Linked DNA regions of Homo sapiens: region 1 is linked to region 2. Evidence: chromatin loops called from intact Hi-C (ENCODE). Cell type or tissue: PC-3. All regions are shown on one strand. Links, peaks and the distances in the headings refer to the core of each region. The heading gives the core; the rest is flanking DNA. Region 1 overlaps ARHGAP26 (Rho GTPase activating protein 26). Region 2 overlaps ARHGAP26 (Rho GTPase activating protein 26).

Region 1 (9,024 bases), core at 4,208-6,707, 140 kb after region 2:
CCACTGCACTCCAGCCTAAGCAACAGAGCAAGACTCTGTCCCCTCCAAAGAAAAAGAAAAAAGAAAAATTACCTTAGTAATGAACACTTCAAAAAAACTTAGAAACTACAGTTAAGGTAAATAGATGAGTCAAAGGGAAACAGTAAAAATCAGCAGACAGCCACTGAGAACACAATGAAACCTGTGCAATATGACCACTCCTCTCCCCACTGCTCCCAGAACGGGCTCATACTGAGCAGCTGCTTTGTAACTTGCATTTTTCACGTATTATAAATAATTTTTAAAATGCCATATGTCTGTAATCCCAGCACTTTGGGAGACCGAGGTGGGTGGATCACAAGATCAGGAGATCGAGACCATCCTGGCCAACATGGTGAAACCCCATCTCTATTAAAAATACAAAAATTAGCTGGACGTGGTGGTGTGTGCCCGTAATCCCAGCTACTCAGGAGGCTGAGGCAGAAGAATCCCTTGAACCAGGGAGTTGGAGTTTGCAGTGAACCGAGACTGCATTACTGCACTCCAGCCTGGGGACAGAAAGAGACTCTGTCTCAAAAAAAAAAAAAAAAAAAAAAAAAAAAAAGGCCGTATGTCAAAAAATGTATTTCCATTGCATTGTCAGTGATTCACAGTTTTTTACTACACAGATGTACCACTGTTGATTTAACCCATTTTTGAGACATTTGGCCCGTTTCTGATTTTGTACCTTAACATCACCACGGTGTAAACATCCTTATGGCTCAATCTGGCCCATATCCTTATTTCCTCAAGACCAATTCCCAGAAATGTCACCTACTTCTACTTTATATTCTCTGGATATATCTTACATACCTTTACAAGATGCCTTAATTCTTTATTTAAGAGAGGTACAGGGGAAATAACTGAACATTTTAAAAAATGTTTCCATACATTACAACTGTTTTGGAAAAAATATCTTTTGACAGTATACATAAGGGTAGGTTTTTAAATTCTCTCTCTTCCCTCTACTTAATGCCTCACAGTCCTTATGGAAAAAAAAGTGTATATTTCTCAACTGGCAAGTTATGAATCCTGCTTTAAAAGAGAGAATTTCTTTCCACTACTTAAAAAGGGCTGGTAGGCTGAGAGGCTGTGAGTAAATAAGATTCACATCTCTGACAACGGTTCAAATCAAATCCAGTGGAAAGATGGTTAATAGCTTTTCTCAGCGGTACAACAGACCAGCAAACTCAAAGCTTCAAACTGCTGGGACTGAGGAATCTCCTTTGTGGCTGTCTCTGAAGAAGGGATGGAGACCATCAGGATGAACCAGCCTCCTTGATCTTAATGTCCTGCTCCCACAGACCTGGGAAAGATCAGTGTGAACATGGGCCTGACCCCTTTTCTCTACCTGGGTGGTCCCCAGGGACTAGCTCCCCAGAGCATCTTGGGTTCACAGACCCCAAGATGTCTGCCAGAGAAAATTTAGGGTGTCTGTGAACTTAGACAGGAAAACAATTACATCTTTATCTTCACTAACCTATAACTGACATTAAGCATTTCCTTCCTTTATGGATGTAAGCAACAAATTACAGGAGCATTAGCGGTACCTGCAACTTGGTCAGAAATCACAGATATTTTCATAACACATTACAATTATTATGGATATCTTGAAATATCACTGCTCCCAAATTATGTCAGTTATCAGACCCACCACTATCACTTATAAAGTGTTAACAAAGAAACACATATATCATGATACCCTGTGTTTTTTAATATTTTAAAAATCGAATTTCAGTAACTGGTTTCTATAATCATACGTATTTTAGATATTTAACACATTCTTCTGATCAGCCAAAGAAGTTGGTGACACAAAATCAGTTAGGACCTCCTGCTTGAGACCAACAAGACTTGTGGAAATCCACTGACAATGGCACTTGGGGAGCTAATGAGTCACTTAAAGTCAGGAAACAGCAGGTAGCAGGTCTGACTCCTCACCAGATGCGTGACCTTCTATGAGAACAATGCCATCTGTTAAACTACTTTACCTCTGGTTTCCACAGCATGGATGCATTTCCTGATTATGCTGAAGCCAATGCTGTCCAACTGCGCAGCTGAAAGAGCAAGAGAAGGACAGTCAAGTTGCTAGCCATGGAAATCAACCTCAGGATAGGGCTTAACCAAACCAGGATGAATCAATCGCATGCTGTGGTCACATATCCTTTTAGTTTTTCCCAATAACAGTACAGGAATAACATAATAATAATAATAATAGCTGGCATTGATTGAGAGCTTTCCATATGCTAGGTATGGTTTTAAGTGCTTTGCATGTAGTATCTCATTTAGTTCTCATAGTAACCTCAAGCTGTAGTAACCTGTAAAATTATCTTCAATTTACAGGTGAAGAAACTGCAGCATAAGGTGACAGGTACCTTTACATTGCTCTGCTATTAACAGAAGCTGTAGAACTAATTGCGGTCTCCTTCAAAAAGCACAAATTAAGTGGTCTATAAATGTTGGGTAAGTGCTTAAAATAGATTTTCTCACTTGATCTCAGTAAGTCCTCCAGGTTGACATTATCACTAGCCCATATTACAGATGAAGAAACTGAGGCTTGGTAAAACTAAGTATCTTGACCAAAGATGCAGAGCCAATACATGGAGACTTGCTCTAGAGCCCATACCATCAAACTGCCTTAAACGTGTCCCTGAGTTAAGTATAATCCTGCTCAGGTGACTAGAAGAAAGGAAAAATAGAACAAAGAATAAAAGAAGAAAAATGATTCAGAGGAAAATTAAAAGAGCCAAGAACAAAGACACTACCAAAGGAAGCAGCATGAAGGCAGTGGGGCCATCCTCTAGGGGGAAATGAGCAAGTGGTGACAGGATTCTCACCCAGAAAATAAATGATCAACAGCAGCAACTTCTTCCACAGCAGAGAACCACACAAGGCTGGAAACTTCTAACCTGACAACAAGGCTGGAAATTCCCTAAAATTCACCCCCATGTTTTGGTTACCCGGTGATAATCTTTAAGAATGGGTTCATCTTTGACCTTCTTAGGACAGTGGACAAGGCATTCTACCACTTAATGGTCAGAGTGGAAAAGAAAATGGCAGAAAGTAGAAAAGCAAGTATTTATAGATGATTTGCGGTCATCTCAGGGAAAGTAATAAACTTGTAATATTTGAGAAGTGAGCAGAACCTGAACTCACCTTGGATCTAATCCAAACTGAATCTTTCTTTAATTCTTAGCGTATATGGGTAAACTTAGATAAAATGAACATTTTATTTTTTTATTTCCATAGGTTATTGGAGAACAGGTGGTGTTTGGTTACATGGGTAAGTTCTTCTTTTTTTTTTTTTTTTTTTTTTTGAGACAAGGTCTTACTCTGTCGCTCAAGCTGGAGTGCAGTGGCATGATCTTGGCTCACTGCAACCTTCGCCTCCTGGGTTCAAGCGAGTCTCCTGCCTCAGCTTCTCTAGTAGCTGGGATTACAGGCACCCACCACCACATCTGGCTAAGTTTTGTATTTTTAGTAGAGACAGAGTTTCACCATGTTGGCCAGGCTGGTCTTCAACTCCTGACCTCAGGTGATCTACCCGCCTCGGCCTCCCAAAATGCTGGGATTACAGGCGTGAGCCACCGCACCTGGCCTACATGGATAAGTTCCTTAGTGGTGACTTGTGAGATTTTCATGCACCTATCACCCAAGCAGTATACACAGCACCCTATTTGTAGGCTTTTATCCCTCACCCCCTTCCCATCCTTTCCCCCACGTCCCCAAAGTCCATTGTGTCATTCTTGTGCCTTCGCATCCTCATAGCTTAGCTCCCACTTATGAGTGAGAACATACAATGTTTGGTTTTCCATTCCTGAGTTACTTCACTTAGAATAATAGTCTCCAGTCTCATCCAGGTAGCAGCAAATGCCATTAATCATTCCTTTTTATAGCTCAGTAGTAATCCATCATATATATACACCAAAGTTTCTTTATCCACTTGTTGACTGATAGGCATTTGGGCTGGTTCCACGTTTCTGCAATTGTGAATTGTGCTGAAGATTTTAAAACATTTTTTAATCACCAAGAATTCCCAAAATCAAACTAAAAAGGAATGCTAATTCCTAAAACAACTCTTCCCAAACTGAAATATTAATAGTTCCTATACTTACATACATACTTATTGCTTAGTGATGCTTATTACAAACACACTCAGCCTCTAGGATAGTAAGTAAAGTACCAGAAAAGAAACAGAAAAACAATGTTTTTCTCCCTGGAGATTACTTGCTATACAAACCATTCTTTTTATTCCCTTAAAATGGTAAGGAGCCTATTAACCCAATCCCTTGTTTTTCCCAGTATAAATAAAGTATTTGCTCTGCAAATTATGGCATCTCAAGATTCTGATTACAGGCTGAAAGCCCAATTAAAATAATTCTTCCAAATAAAACTCAACTCATGCGGCAGGCATTTTTCAAATTTAATAACAACCTATAATACAGAGGCCAAATACCTGTTGGAATCCAGGGGAGGAATTTTTTTTTTTTAAATAACAGCTTTCTTGGTATATACTTCATATACCATAAGTTTACCCATTTTAACTATACAATTCAGCAATTTCTAGAGTATTTACAAAGCTGTGTATTAATCACTATTATCTAACTCCAGAACATTTTTGCCCTCCTCCCTACCCCAAAAACCCATACACATTAGCCATGTCTTCCCTTCCCCCAGCTGTGGGAAGAATTCCTTTTCTATGGATTTGCCTATTGTGAACACCTCACATAAATGGGAATCATACACGATGCGGTCTTTTATGTCTAGCTCCTTTTACTTAACATAATGTTTTCAAGCCCTAGCCATGTTGTAGCATCAGTACTTCACTTATTTTTATGGTTAAATAATATTCCACGGTCCAGATATATCACATTTTATTTATCCATTCATCGGCTGATAGATATTTGGGCCATTTCCACTTTTTGGCTGTTGTGAATAATGTTACTATGAACATCTGTGTACAAGTCTCTGTGTGAACTGGTATTTTCATTTCTTTTGAGTATACACCTAGGAGTGGCATCGCTGGGTCACAGAATGACACCGTGCTTAACTTTTTGAGGAATTGCCAAACTGTTTTCTAAGCAGCTGCACCAGTTTTCATTCCTACCCGCAATGTACGAGGGTTCCAATTTCTCCTAATCCTTGCCAACATTTGTTATTGTCTTTTTTATTATAGCCATCCTAGTGGGTGTCAAGAGGTATCTCATTGTGGTTTTGACTTGTATTTCCCTAATGACTAATAATGTTGGGAATCTTTTCATGTGCAGGGAGGATTTTCATTCCTTTATACAGTAGTCACAATAGAGCCTACTGGAAAGCATTTGTCAGACGGGGAATTACGTTTTGTGCTAAAGGAGTTTCCCAAAATGTTTATAACTACGATTCAATAGTCAGGTGAAGCCTTTTAGTTCTTCTTTTGAGAGGTGCTTAAGATCATCTTTTCATAGCAATGAGAATCAAAGAAGTCTGGGAGAGAAAAAATTGCCATTTTACACAGTGCTACGGGGAGCTGCAGACATTGATTCTGAACTAGGATGTTTCAAGAGTAGGCTTGTGAACATGGTCTTATTCTAGGCATTGACGAACTTCTGCCCTAGACAAAGGCTATTTCTTTACCCTCTGAACATCGATAAAAGTTTTGAAAAATTGAAAAGAACCTAGCATCTGACAGTGATGACCCCAGTGGTCAGAAGATACATGCATGTAAAGCCATCAGCCCAATTAGTGGACATAACCCTCTAGAGGCAAATCAGTCATTGAACCTTTTTTTGTGTGTGTGGCACTGTAGGAAGTGCATCCTTTTCTAGGTAAGTAATATTTACTGGAAAAGAATAAAATGGACGCTTCCAAATACATCCAGAAAATAATCAAAATTTTACCCACTACTACAATTACTTCTTTTGGTAAATGGCAAAGCAAAACCTCCACATTCAATCTGAGTAAATGTTCCTCCTTTGGTTTTCCCAGCGTTAGAGATTCTCCAATTTGTTTGAAACCAGCAAACTCCTTTTCTTGGAATTAAGTCTTACACAGATGTTACACATAAAGGTCTTACATATGACATGTGTAATCCAGTATTTCTCAGTTTATCTTAGTTGTCTAAGTTCAAATGGATACGATATTTACATATTGCAAAGTCAAACATTATGAGCTCAAGATAACTCTGTTAGCCTCTAATGTATTAAAATTGCATATTGATGATAATTATTTACAGCCTATAAACAGATAACACTGTGTTAAGAAATGGAATCTCTTTCAAACAACTGTTTCTCCAACAAGGAATTCAAGAAATACAGGTTATCAACCACTGCTCTAAACCTCTAAACTGGAACTAGTGTAAATTATCACATTGCCCACTGCCTGGGGACCCCCATCTCTCTTTGTCTCTTCTTTTTCACACACACACATGTGCATGCATGCACACACACAAAGAGCTTGATTTCCACTCTCATCAACTTGAGTTTCCTGCTGATTAGATTACTAATAATTAACAACGGTTTTATTATTTATCATGGACCAAGTACCATAATGTGATAGGGACTACAGTGCACACATAACCAGATCATTAGTCCTAATCTCTGCCCAGTAGGGATATAATCTAAGTTAATTGAGATCTCCTAGTCTGAAAAGCAAATTCCCACTAAAAGGTTTAGAACACTATCACCACCAAGCTGCGTTTGCTAACGACAGAAAAAGTCTGAGTGGCTCGCCAGATGGAGGCGGCTGTCCTTAATCCCCTCAAGCAGGTGATTCAGCTCTTTCACTGAGCCAAGGCTCAGAAAAGGTCAGGGATTTATTAGCAATTTCTGTATCCCTATAATCTCCAGCAATAATCTCTCATTAAATATCTACTAGGCTTGCATTAGTCCCTTAATTTGACTTGTGATGAGTTGTCGCAGGACCTGTGTCTCCCAGGGCCAACATCCACCATCCTGCAGTTGAGGCTTCGGCTGGTTTACTTCCCTCCCTCAGCCTCAGGTTCAGCTCTGCTCAGTGTACACACGAGGCAGCCCAAACAGTTGTCTCATCATGAATGCTGGCAGAGCTTGCACCAAATATCCAGGTTGGCCTCCCAGGTTAGAAATGTGCCATCCTCTTAACTTTCATTTCAACTTTTGAAGCCTTGTTGCTTTGTCTCCTTTCAGAGAAAGCAGCATGCTAGGGTAGCAAAGTCGATTTTCTCAAAGTTCTCTAGAGAACACGTGAACACAGGAGAGGTGGGTTTATGCTCAGTAACCTTGAAGAATCTTAGGGAAAACCACAGACGTGGGAAGAGGATGCCTTGGGCTATCATGCCTAGGATATGAACCCCGGGAGGCTGGAGGCAGGTTACATCCAGAGACTAGCTGTCTTACTGCAAAAGGATTAAAAGAACAACTCTAAGGTACAATCAAATGATTTTCTTATCTAAAAGGAGGAGGCTTGAATCGCTTGAACCCAAGAGGCAGAGACTGCAGTAAGCCGAGACTGCACCACTGCACTCCAGCCTGGGCAAGACTGTCTCAAAAAATAAAAATAAATAAAAGGAGGAGGTTGGTGGGCCAGGGAGACAGACATGGATTTTAGCATAACTGCCACTGCTATACAACCATAAGGTCAACGCCATGTCCTGAAGCTTCTGGGACCTCATCTGAGATACTTTTCACTGGCTCCTCCCAGCTATTAAAAAAAAAAAAAAAAGAGGTGTGTAGGTGGTCGGAAAATTATAACAAAATCACAAGTATCACCCTTGGCACCACTTCTTACCTCCCATTCCAAATTATCACCAAGTCCCTCAATTGTCTCTTCTAATGCCTCTCAATTTTGTCCAATTTCTTCATCATCATCATCACCATCCTGGTCCCTACCTCAATCATCTGTTGCCAGGATGACTGCATTAACCTCCTGGCTGGTCTTCTTATTCTTCTTGTTCCTGTCTGCCCTCTGCATTGCAGCCCCTATGGTCTTGACAAAATCAGAGCATATCACCTCCCTGCAGCACCTTGCTGCCCTTGGGAGAATAACCCCAATCCTTACTTGCTCACAAAGCTGTGTGTGACGGGGCCCTGCCTGGCCCTCCAGCTTCTTCAGGGGCCACTGTGCCAGCTCTGAGCACCTAGCCACACTGGCTGTCTTTCAAGAACATTCAACTAACCATGCTTTCTCCCCAGCACAGACTGTGGATTTCGCACGGGAGCCTTTGGCTCCCAACTCACATTACCCTCAAGTGTCCTTTCCTCAAGAAACTCACTCAGACGTTCCCACCTAGGTTAAAGCCCCCATTGTGCACTCAGATACAGGACCATCAACCTTTCTTTCAGACTATGATGCACCACTGCAAGTTTACACTGATATGTGTGATTCTGTGAAAAATGTCTACCAAACTAGAATACTTATTCATGAGGGCAATGGTCCAGGTATATTTACTTCACTGGCTACTACAGCTCTATCTTTCACCATCAACTATAGCAATGGATATGAATTGGAAGTGTGTGCATGCACGTGTCATTTTTCATTTTGGATACGTGAATAGGTAAATTAGTGAATGAATGGTAGAGAGAGTTGCCGAGGGGCAGTGTGTCAAAATGACCTTTCAATTTCAACTGATATAAACCCTCTGAGAGTAGATGAGTTCTTTTAACCTTTTGGTCCTCCACTTTCTCATTTTTTTTGTGATGATATAAAGGTTAAATAAAGAAATGAATAGGCTGATCTAACCACTTCCTTCCTTCCTGTATCAATACAGGCATGCCACCTAGCAGCGAAGCCCAAGAATGGGCCCAAGAAAAAGGAAGAACAAAAGTGGCACAAGCTAAGCCATGAAACATAGGAGACAAAAGCAAATTTAGGTTTTCCTGGACACTTTTAGACCTCCTGCATTTTGTCCATCAAGGCATTATCATCATTGAGCTGCATGTGGTGTGAAGCTGGGGCTGAGAGGAGGGCTTCTCCATATTACACTAACTCGGCCATCTAAATGAGGGTCAAGAGGGGCCTGAGGCCTGAGGGTCAAGAGAGCCCCTGGAAAAC
Region 2 (9,024 bases), core at 3,596-6,095:
TAAGCACAGGAGCGTACAAGCCAGGGAGGCAGCCGTGTCAGGGGAAGTCGGAGAGGTTAGTTAAGTCAGGTAAACAATGGCTGACCATGTAGACCATGAGAAACAGTTTAGATTTTATTCTATGTGCAGCTCTAAGCCACTGGGGGGTTTTAAACAAATTCCTGAATCGGAGGCATTGCTAAACCTGTAACATAGTTAAAGAATTAAAAAACAAAAACAAAACAAAAAGTCCTTAACATCTCAAAGACACTGGCATCTCCAAAGTGCGGAGCTAAAGTTCCTCTTTTTGCAAAATGAATTGTCCAGAAATCTATTCCGGTGTAATTCATTTGTTTACTCATTCATGTCACGTATAAATAAATGTTTGTCACTCTGTTCCAGCCACTGTGCTTGGCACTGAGGAGATACAACTGGGAAGACAGGTATGGCCCACAGAGAATGAGACAAATAACCAGGTGATGACAACACACTGATAAGTGCCCCACTGGGGATGATGCTTCCCTAACACGCGAGAGTTCTCCCATCAAGTTTAGGGAGCATGGAGGAGGAAGGTGTAAGGAGGGGGAAGCAGGAAAGGCTTTCTGAAGGAAGTGATGTTTAAGAACACAGTGTTCCCCAGAGATGAGAGGAAACAGGGCAAGGTTGCAGAAGTGCAACAAGTACAGTAAGGTCAAAGTAAAGAGTGTAAACAGACGCTGCAATGGCAAGCCAGAGTAGGTCACCCAGGCCTCCCAGTTAATAAAAGGATTAAGGAGTATATAGTATCCATGGGGCCATCAAAGACTCTTATGCAGGAGAGTGCTGTGTTCAAGCTTGCATGGTAGAACAATCCCACAGGTTTCAGAGTAGAGAATGAGCCAGTAAAAAGGGTCAGGAAGGCCAGATGGCCAAGGCTTGGGCTGAGGTGGTGGCAGTGGGGATGGTGACTGGTAGGCTGCTGTGAGAACAGAATCAACAGGTCTTGATCATTGTTGAGAAGTCAGTGATGAGTAAAGGAAGCTGGCCAGGTTTCCATGCACCAGATGGAATTCATGGAAACAGGGAGACACACAGGTGTGGGTGCAGGGGAGGAAGGGGAACCATTCATGTGTAACAGTCAACTGGCTTGGCAGACATTTGGGTAGATGGGCCTAAAGAACAGGTAGGAGATCTGGGATATGGTTTTTGGCATTGATATGGTTTGGCTGCGTCCTCATCTAAATCTCATCTTGAATTGTAATTCCCACATGTCTAGGGAGAGACTGGTGGGAGGAGACTGGATCATGGGGGTGAATGCTCCGTGATAGTGAGTTCTCATGAGATCTGATGGTTTTATAAGGGACTCTTCCCTCTTCGCTCCTAACACTTCTCTAGCCTGCCGCCATATAAGACATGTCTCTTCTCGTTCTGCCATGATTGTAAGTTTCCTGAGGCCTCCCCAGCCATGCGGAACTGTAAGTCAATTAAACCTCTTTCCTTTATAAAGCACCCAGTCTCAGGTATTTCTTTATAGCAGTGACAAAATGCACCAACACAGATATGTTGCTGATAAATGGAACTACAGAAAGGGACAAGATCAACTGGAGTTAAGAAGAGAATTTAAGGTGGCTTATGCCTGTAATCCCAGCACTTTGGGAGGCTGAGGTGGGCAGATCACGAGGTCAAGAGATCGAGACCATCCTGGCCAACATGGTGAAACCCCGTCTCTACTAAAAATACAAAAATTAGCTGGGTGTGGTGGTGTGCACCTGTAGTCCCAGCCCCTTGGGAGGCTGAGGCAGGGGAATCGCTTGAACCCAGGAGGCGGAGGTTGCAGTGAGCCAAGATCGCACCACTGCACTCCAGCCTGGGCAACAGAGTGCAACTCCATCTCAAAACAAAACAAAAAAAAGAGAGAGAATTTAAAACCTGACTCTCTGAAATAAGAACTCTTAAGGGGAAAGGAGCCTTCAAAGGAGGCTCCTTTGAGACAGAGAGATGTCCAGAAAACTTCAAGAGTGTGGTGCCACCAAAGACAAAAGCAAATTGAGGGTTTTAAACCAACAGGGCTCTTGACAATGACCATTGTTGCCAGAAATCAAGTAAAACAAGGCGTGAAAGGGGTCATGAGGTTTGACAGGGAGGTCATGGTAACCTTGGTGAGAGGCAGTGTCAGTGGGTTGAGTGGGGACAAAATGCAGGCTGACATGAGGCATTCCTATATTTAGTTTTAAGAGTAGGGATGAAAAAAATTCAGCACAGGACTTTCCCCACAATAACAAATGAAGTGTGGAATTACCAAACATTGGAAATAACTCCAGATTTTTTAAATGGGAAATAAAAGGGAGCAAATTACTTCAGACAAGAAAAGGCCCAAGAAACCCTCTGGAGAGTCCTCCTTCCAGATGTCTTCTGGAGTGGCCACCCAGTGGCTTGCAGCTAAGAACTCTCCTTCTCTCCCAGGGAGCCAAGCCCCAGGTGTGGGGAAGATGCCCCAGGGCCAAAAGCCTACAGGCATAGCTCACAGTGTCTGTTCTGAGCAGCAAGGGCAATGTGCAGGAGCAGTGATCACAGCCAGCAGAGCAGAAAGTCAGTCACAAAAAGCAACGCAACCCAGGAGATCCCAGGCTGGTCCAAGAAGTTGATGCAGTCCCTGTTTTCACTTGGGCTCCCACAGCTCTCTTCGCTGCCTCTCTTGCTCGTACACCCAACAAGTATTTAGTAAGTGCTGCCTTGGTGCCAGGAAAGGTACTAGATGCTGAAGAGGAATAAGCCCTCATGCCAGCCCTTGAGGAGTGTGCAGTCCAGTGGGGGAAAGCTGGTATATTAATGTCTGATAATCATGTATTTATCATGATACATGATAAATGGCTGGGCGCGGTGGCTCACGCCTGTAATCCCAACACTTTGGGAGGCTGAGGCAGGTGGATCGCTAAGGTCAGGAGTTCAAGAGCAGCCTGGCCAACATGGTGAAACCGGGTCTCTACTAAAAATATAAAAATTAGCCAGGTGTGGTGGCAGGTGCCTGTAATCCCAGCTACTTGGGAGGCTGAAGCAGGAGAATCGCTTGAACCCGGGAGGCGGAAGTTGCAGTGAGCCCAGATTGCATCACTGCACTCCACCCTGGGTGATAGAGTGAGACTCCTTGGAAAAAAAAAAAAATCATATAGTTAAGTGGGGTGTGGTGGGCTCAGCAGCCTAGAGTCAGATGATTTCTAGGTCAACCACTTACAAGCTGGGTGACCTTGTACAAGTTAGATGACTTTCCTGAACCTCAGTTTCCCACTTGAAAAACGAAGTATGAACAGCCTCCCTCCTGGGGCAATCGTGAGGAAATGTGAAGCTCTCAGCTCAGTGTCTGGCACCAAGGGAGCCCCCATGGGCAGCAGCAGCTGTTGTTAAGTACAACGACAGAAATGAGCACCAGCTATTGTAGTAGCGCTGAATAGTGGCACCTAAGCCAGTCAAGGGGCAGGGCAGCAGGGAAGGCTCCCTGGAGGAGGACTCAGTGGATCCTAAAAGAAACAGCAGATGTTAGCAAGTGTAGGTAGGGGAAGCAAATCCCATGTGGAAGGAACTGCAGTCTCCCATCTTTCTATGTTTCTTGCAAAGTTGTCACCCTCATACAATGAACACAATGCTCCTTCTTCTGGGTACTGATTCAACAGAAAGAGCACTGAACTTTGAATCCAAAGGTCCAGGCTTGAACAGGAGCTTACAGGTTAAGACTGCCACACAGGCTGGGCACGGTGGCTCACGCCTGTAATCTCAGCACTTTGGGAGGCTGAGGTGGGCAGATCACTTGAGGTCAGGAGTTTGAGACCAGCCTGGCCAACATAGTGAAATCCCATCTCTACTGAAAATACAAAAATTAGCCGGGCATGGTGGCATGCACCTATAATCCCAGCTACTTGGGAGGCTGAGGCAGGAGAATCATTTGAGCCTGGGAAGCGGAGGTTGTAGTGAACAGAGATTACACCACTGCACTCCAGCCCAGGTGACAGAGTGAGATGCTGTCTCAAAAAAAAAAAAAAAAAAAAAAAAAAAAAAGGACTGCCACACAGACTTGAACAGGCCACTTATGCCCTCTGAGCCTCAGTGTCCCTCATTTAGAAAATGTAGGAGATAGTAGTTGCCCTGCACTCATCATGCTTTCCATCCGTATTTATCACACACCTGGAAAGAGCACCCTCAAGTGCTGGGGAAACAATAGTGAACAAGAAACAGGTGTGGGCCTGACCTACGTTACAGCTTAGAGCAGGAATCAGAGAAGAAAATGGGCAACTATAGTACAGTATGCCAAGTGCTATGATTTGGGTTAGTGCCAAAATCAAATGAAACACTCTGCAAACTGTTTCAAGTGGCTCTGAAAACTGAAAAGCACTATAAATATATTTTGTAGTATTATTGTTATTCCTGACAGCAGTGCCAGCCAGATCCTAAGCCTATCAGAAATTTTTCCCAACTTCTGGTCTGCCGACAGCACCTTGTCTCCAAGGCAGCTATGGGTGAGCATGCATATCAAATACATGTACGTGTCTGCTACTGACGTGCCAGCTCTGCCAGGTTTTCTGTGGTCTGGTAATCAACCATGACTGAGCGTCTTGGCATTCGATGAGTCCTGTTTTCACTGGGGAGCATTATGCTTGGTGATCTCACATACATTTCACGGATCCAAATCCTACAGGCTCGTGATGCAGCCTGAGAAGCTGATTCCTTCATTTGACAAGCACTATGTAGCAAACAAAAGCCAAACACTATTCTGAGAGGCCAACTAGATGGTCCTTGGTCCACAGATGATCAACTTAGTGAAAAAGACACTTGGGAAACTAATATGATGAAGTGTTATCATTTATTCTAGATTGTATATAGTGAGTGATCATATAACTTATCACCCAAACCAGCACATTGAAGCAGAAAGGCGCAATTAAATTTATACCAGGGCAACAGAACTAACAGGCAAATGAAGAGGTATGGTCCCTACATATAATATAAAGGTCAAATGGCTTGTTCAAAGTAATGACAGATGAGTGCCAGAGCCAAAGCACATTGATATTGTAGCCTAATTAGATGTCACTCACAGCTTTGCTTTCCACAGAACTAGTTATATACTTTACATGGCTCCTTGCAATACGTAATTCTCTTTGCAAATTAGATCCTAAAGGCATTTACGGATTCTGAGATTATGAGCTGAAAATTGCATAACGATGAAAATCAGACACCCGAGTCTCTTTTATGGTGGAAATTTTCATTATAGTATTGAAATTTAAGTTTCAATGCCAAATGTAGACCTCTGCCTAATGGTCTGCTACTTAGGTTTACGTTAAGCCCTTAACTAAAGTAATTCCTTCCGCAGGCTCCAAAATGAACTGTCTTTCCAAGTGCTTTTTAACATCAAAATTTAAAAGCTGTCTCTAAGCTACCCTGGGGCGAAGGTAAATTAATTTCTCATTTTTAGGCTGGCTCTTTACATTCAGTGGTGAAAGGACTTCTATGTCAATGCATATGAGCATGGAGGTGGTGCTCCCAGGAAGAAGAACCAGAGGAGGGACACAAAAACTCTCGAAAACAAACATGCCATGGTGCTTGGGAGTCACTATTCTGCCCAAAGGGTTCGCCTGCCAAGCCTGCAGGTAAATTCCCATAAGAAACTTACTTTCAAAGTAGAGTCCCACTGGATTAATTCCTACCATCTAAGAAGTGAACGTCAGTTCATAAATATAAAAGCAGAAGTGGCTGGCAAGTCTCTTATGCAGTCTGCTGAGCAGCAGATGGCTCACTACACAGGCATCATGACTTTTCATTTTTAAGGAACAAATGCTTGGCTAATCTCTGGCTAAGAGAAGACATAAATCTCATAAAGACAATTCTGTTTCATTGTCACGTGTCATATTTCATTTATTTATTTATTTATTTACTTATTTGAGACACAGTCTCACTCTGTCACCCAGGCTGGAGTGCAGTGGTGCCATCTCAGCTCACTGAAACCTCCACCTCCTGGGTTCAAGTGATTCCCATGCCTCGGCCTCCTGAGTAGCTGGGATTACAGGGGCACACCACCACGCCCGGCTAATTTTTGTATTTTTAGTAGAGAAGGGGTTTCACCATGTTTGCCAGGCTGGTCTCGAACTCCTGACCTCAGTTGATCCACCTGCCTCACCCTCCCAAAGTGCTGGGATTACAGGCGTGAGCCACTGTGCCTGGCCTATTGTGCCATATTTCAGATGAGGAAATTTAAAAATTAAGGGAAAAAGTCAAAATTGGCTAAAAACAAAAACCTTCTTATGGCAGTTCTCTCTCAAACCTAAATAAGAATCAGAAAGAAACCCAAGCCTGCTTTTGCAAAAATACTAAACAAACAATAATTCCCACACCCCACATATGCCCAATAGTATAAAACTTCTAGACCAGGTGTTGAAGTCTGTACCAACTGAGAAGGGCTGTTTATTAGAAATCTCTTACATTTTGGTATCCAACATTCTTCATTAAAAAAAAAAGTGTACCATTTTTTTCGAGTAGACACTGAAAATTTGGTTTAAAAAACAATCTTTTTTCTAAAACATTTCTGAAAATATCTTACATACTTACAAAAGAAAAACTCATGCTAAGTTGAGGTCTGACAGATAGCCTTTCTCTGTGACAAGATGACATCAAACACATTTTCCTTCACTGTCACCACAGAGTGCCACAGTCCTCTATCTGCAGGCACCCCTAAGCATTTTGCTTATGCTTCTCATGAGCTGCCTTTCAAGATGCTGATTAGTCCTTTCAATCATTAACTGTTTACAAGTTCTGCCAGCTGCAAGCCTGACCCTAGATTTCTGAATTTTTACTGGTTAAAATAATACCACCACTTAGTCATCTGTGAAGCACCAAAAAGTAAGAGTTAGCCCTTAGGTCAGTTAAATAGCCTTATATAGCAGAGAGAACATTTGGGCTCCTTTTATGTGGGGAAAAGAAAGTCTTTTAAAGAGCTAGAGCAACAGATGTATTCGGAGCACACAGGTTCTCTCTGGCATCCTTCCTGTAGCTCCACATCAAATTTGAAATGTAGTTAAATCACAGATTTACACTTAAGCTTCCTTATCTCTGATAATGGACTTGGAAACATATCAAAGAACCTGCCCATGTGTACTTATCAGTCCCTGACAGGTATGAGGCTTAGAAGTTCAATACAGGACTTTCTTGCTCACTTGTTTAGAAACTCAGAGGTAGTGTATCAGCAAGTATTTGGCTGAGGGTTCCAATTACCTATGATCCTATGTAATCCCATATTGCTAAAAAGTTGCCTGCTTATAGACTACAAATTTAAAATACTCATATGACGGCTAATTCACAACCATGGGATAGAGGTATATATCTACAAATAAATTATATGAATATGTTTCAACTTGTTTAGGGGATGGGGCATTTTCTCTCTTTAATTTTTACATTAATCTATTGCTTGGAATGGCTATTATATCAGTTGATAAAATTTCCAGACAGTATAAAAGGGTATCAGTATAAAAGGGTAGACAGGAAAAATAACTCTTCCTTCCCTCTCCAGAAGTAACCATTAGTATGAGTTTCTCATATTTTCTCCAGAGATACTAAATGAACTTGCAAGCTGGTGTGGGTGGATGTGTGTGTGTGATTTCACACTCCCCTTCCCTTTAAAAACAAATGACCACCAGTTATTCACATTGTTCTGAATCCTGACTGTTTTCCTTAACAGTATCTCCTGGAGATTGCTCCATCATTACACGAAAAGTTGCCTCCTCGTTCTTTCTTAGTGGCTATGTAGCATGCCATTGTGGAGATGTACAACAACATACCCAACCGGATCCTTAACACTGAACAATAGATTGTTACCTATCTTTTATTTTGCATGGGACAGAATCTCTGAGCTGGATAAAACAGAAGAGGCACTGAATGAATATTGACATTTTGTTCTACCTGCTGCCATCCTCCTTTTAAGAAATACTGATTTCTAAACAACATGGAGAGGCTATTGGAAGAAACAGATGTCACCCTTCCTGCTTTACACACAGGAAGATACAACACTTCTCTGTTTTGATGCTGCCCTCAAACAGCAACTGAATCTTGGGAAGAGGAGCTACTTAGTTTTGCCAAAACCAAATTCATCTTTGTGGGCAGACCAGCCTCAATGTCTAACAGCCTTCACCAAAGAAAAATCATCTTCAGGGTAAATTTTTTAGGTATAGGGAAGCCTAGGGTGCAGTCTAGGTCAAGGTCACCTCTCCCTTCCACACAGCATGACTCAGAACTCCAATTCTACTTGGGCTCTGATTTAGGACATTCATAGTCTTTGGACAAAAAAGCTCCCAAATGGTGAGGTGGGGAAGTCTCTGCAGTTAGATTTTGTGGACTTTGGGCAAGTTACTTAACCTTTCTGAGGCTGCTACCGGCAAAAATGGGAAAACAATACCCACCTGTCAGAAGTGACTGTGAGGATTAAGAAAAACAATGCCTATGTAAATTGCGAAGCGAAGTGCCTGAATTCGGAAATGTTGACTCTTACTAATAAAACAATGCAAAGCCACTTCGTTTTTGGAGAAACATCTTGGACCTGCCTAAAAATACGTCTCTTGAAAATTCTGGCCTGTGGTGATTTTCCGCTCTCCTGACTCCACTCCCTCTAGGCCCTCGTGGCTCCTGCACACCCTGCAGAATGGTTTGTTACTTCTCAGGCATGCAGCATGAGCCGGGTGCAGTGGCTCATGCTCGTAATCCTAGTGCTTTGGGAGGCCGAGGTGGGAGGATCAGTTGAGGCCAAAGAGTTCGAGGGCACTCCATATTTATTTTCTCCTTGTTTGTGCTTGCACAGTTCCATTTGCTTGCAATGTCCCCCATCTTCCCATGGGTAACTTTTACTCACTTACCAAGATGCAGCCCAGAGGGTGAGGCTCAGTGTCCCTCCCCTGGGTCCCACTGCATCCTGAGTCTGTCTCTGTCACAGCACTGCCAGGCTACCTTAAAGAAACCTGGGTGCAGGTCTCACGTACACGGAATACTACCTTCCCAACAGTATCCTGGCATGCCGTAGACATGGTAACTGCTTGCTGA

What was found. A loop is a pair of places that touch in the nucleus more often than their neighbours do. Peaks named below come from ENCODE experiments on the same cell type or tissue, not always from the same donor. Only the 100,000 strongest peaks of a DNase experiment are listed, where the experiment ranks them.
Region 1: a loop joins it to region 2, with 4 times the contacts of the local background. A loop is called at or near these places in 3 of 110 quality-filtered maps.

What each region holds. Positions count from the first base shown.
Region 1 is chr5:143,030,244-143,039,267 of GRCh38, reverse strand. It overlaps ARHGAP26 (Rho GTPase activating protein 26), which reads right to left. Exons shown (of 23, transcript NM_001135608.3): 13 at 2,007-2,072. Among named protein-coding and RNA genes, the nearest start is that of ARHGAP26-IT1, 160 kb to the left of the region's middle. RefSeq lists an enhancer at 1,595-2,355. In PC-3, for the core only: no CTCF peak of the experiment used is centred there; a DNase peak (open chromatin) is centred at 5,247; H3K27ac peaks cover 2,385 bases.
Region 2 is chr5:143,172,972-143,181,995 of GRCh38, reverse strand. The region is part of intron 20 of ARHGAP26 (Rho GTPase activating protein 26); the gene reads right to left. Among named protein-coding and RNA genes, the nearest start is that of ARHGAP26-IT1, 15 kb to the left of the region's middle. In PC-3, for the core only: no CTCF peak of the experiment used is centred there; a DNase peak (open chromatin) is centred at 4,545; H3K27ac peaks cover 2,230 bases.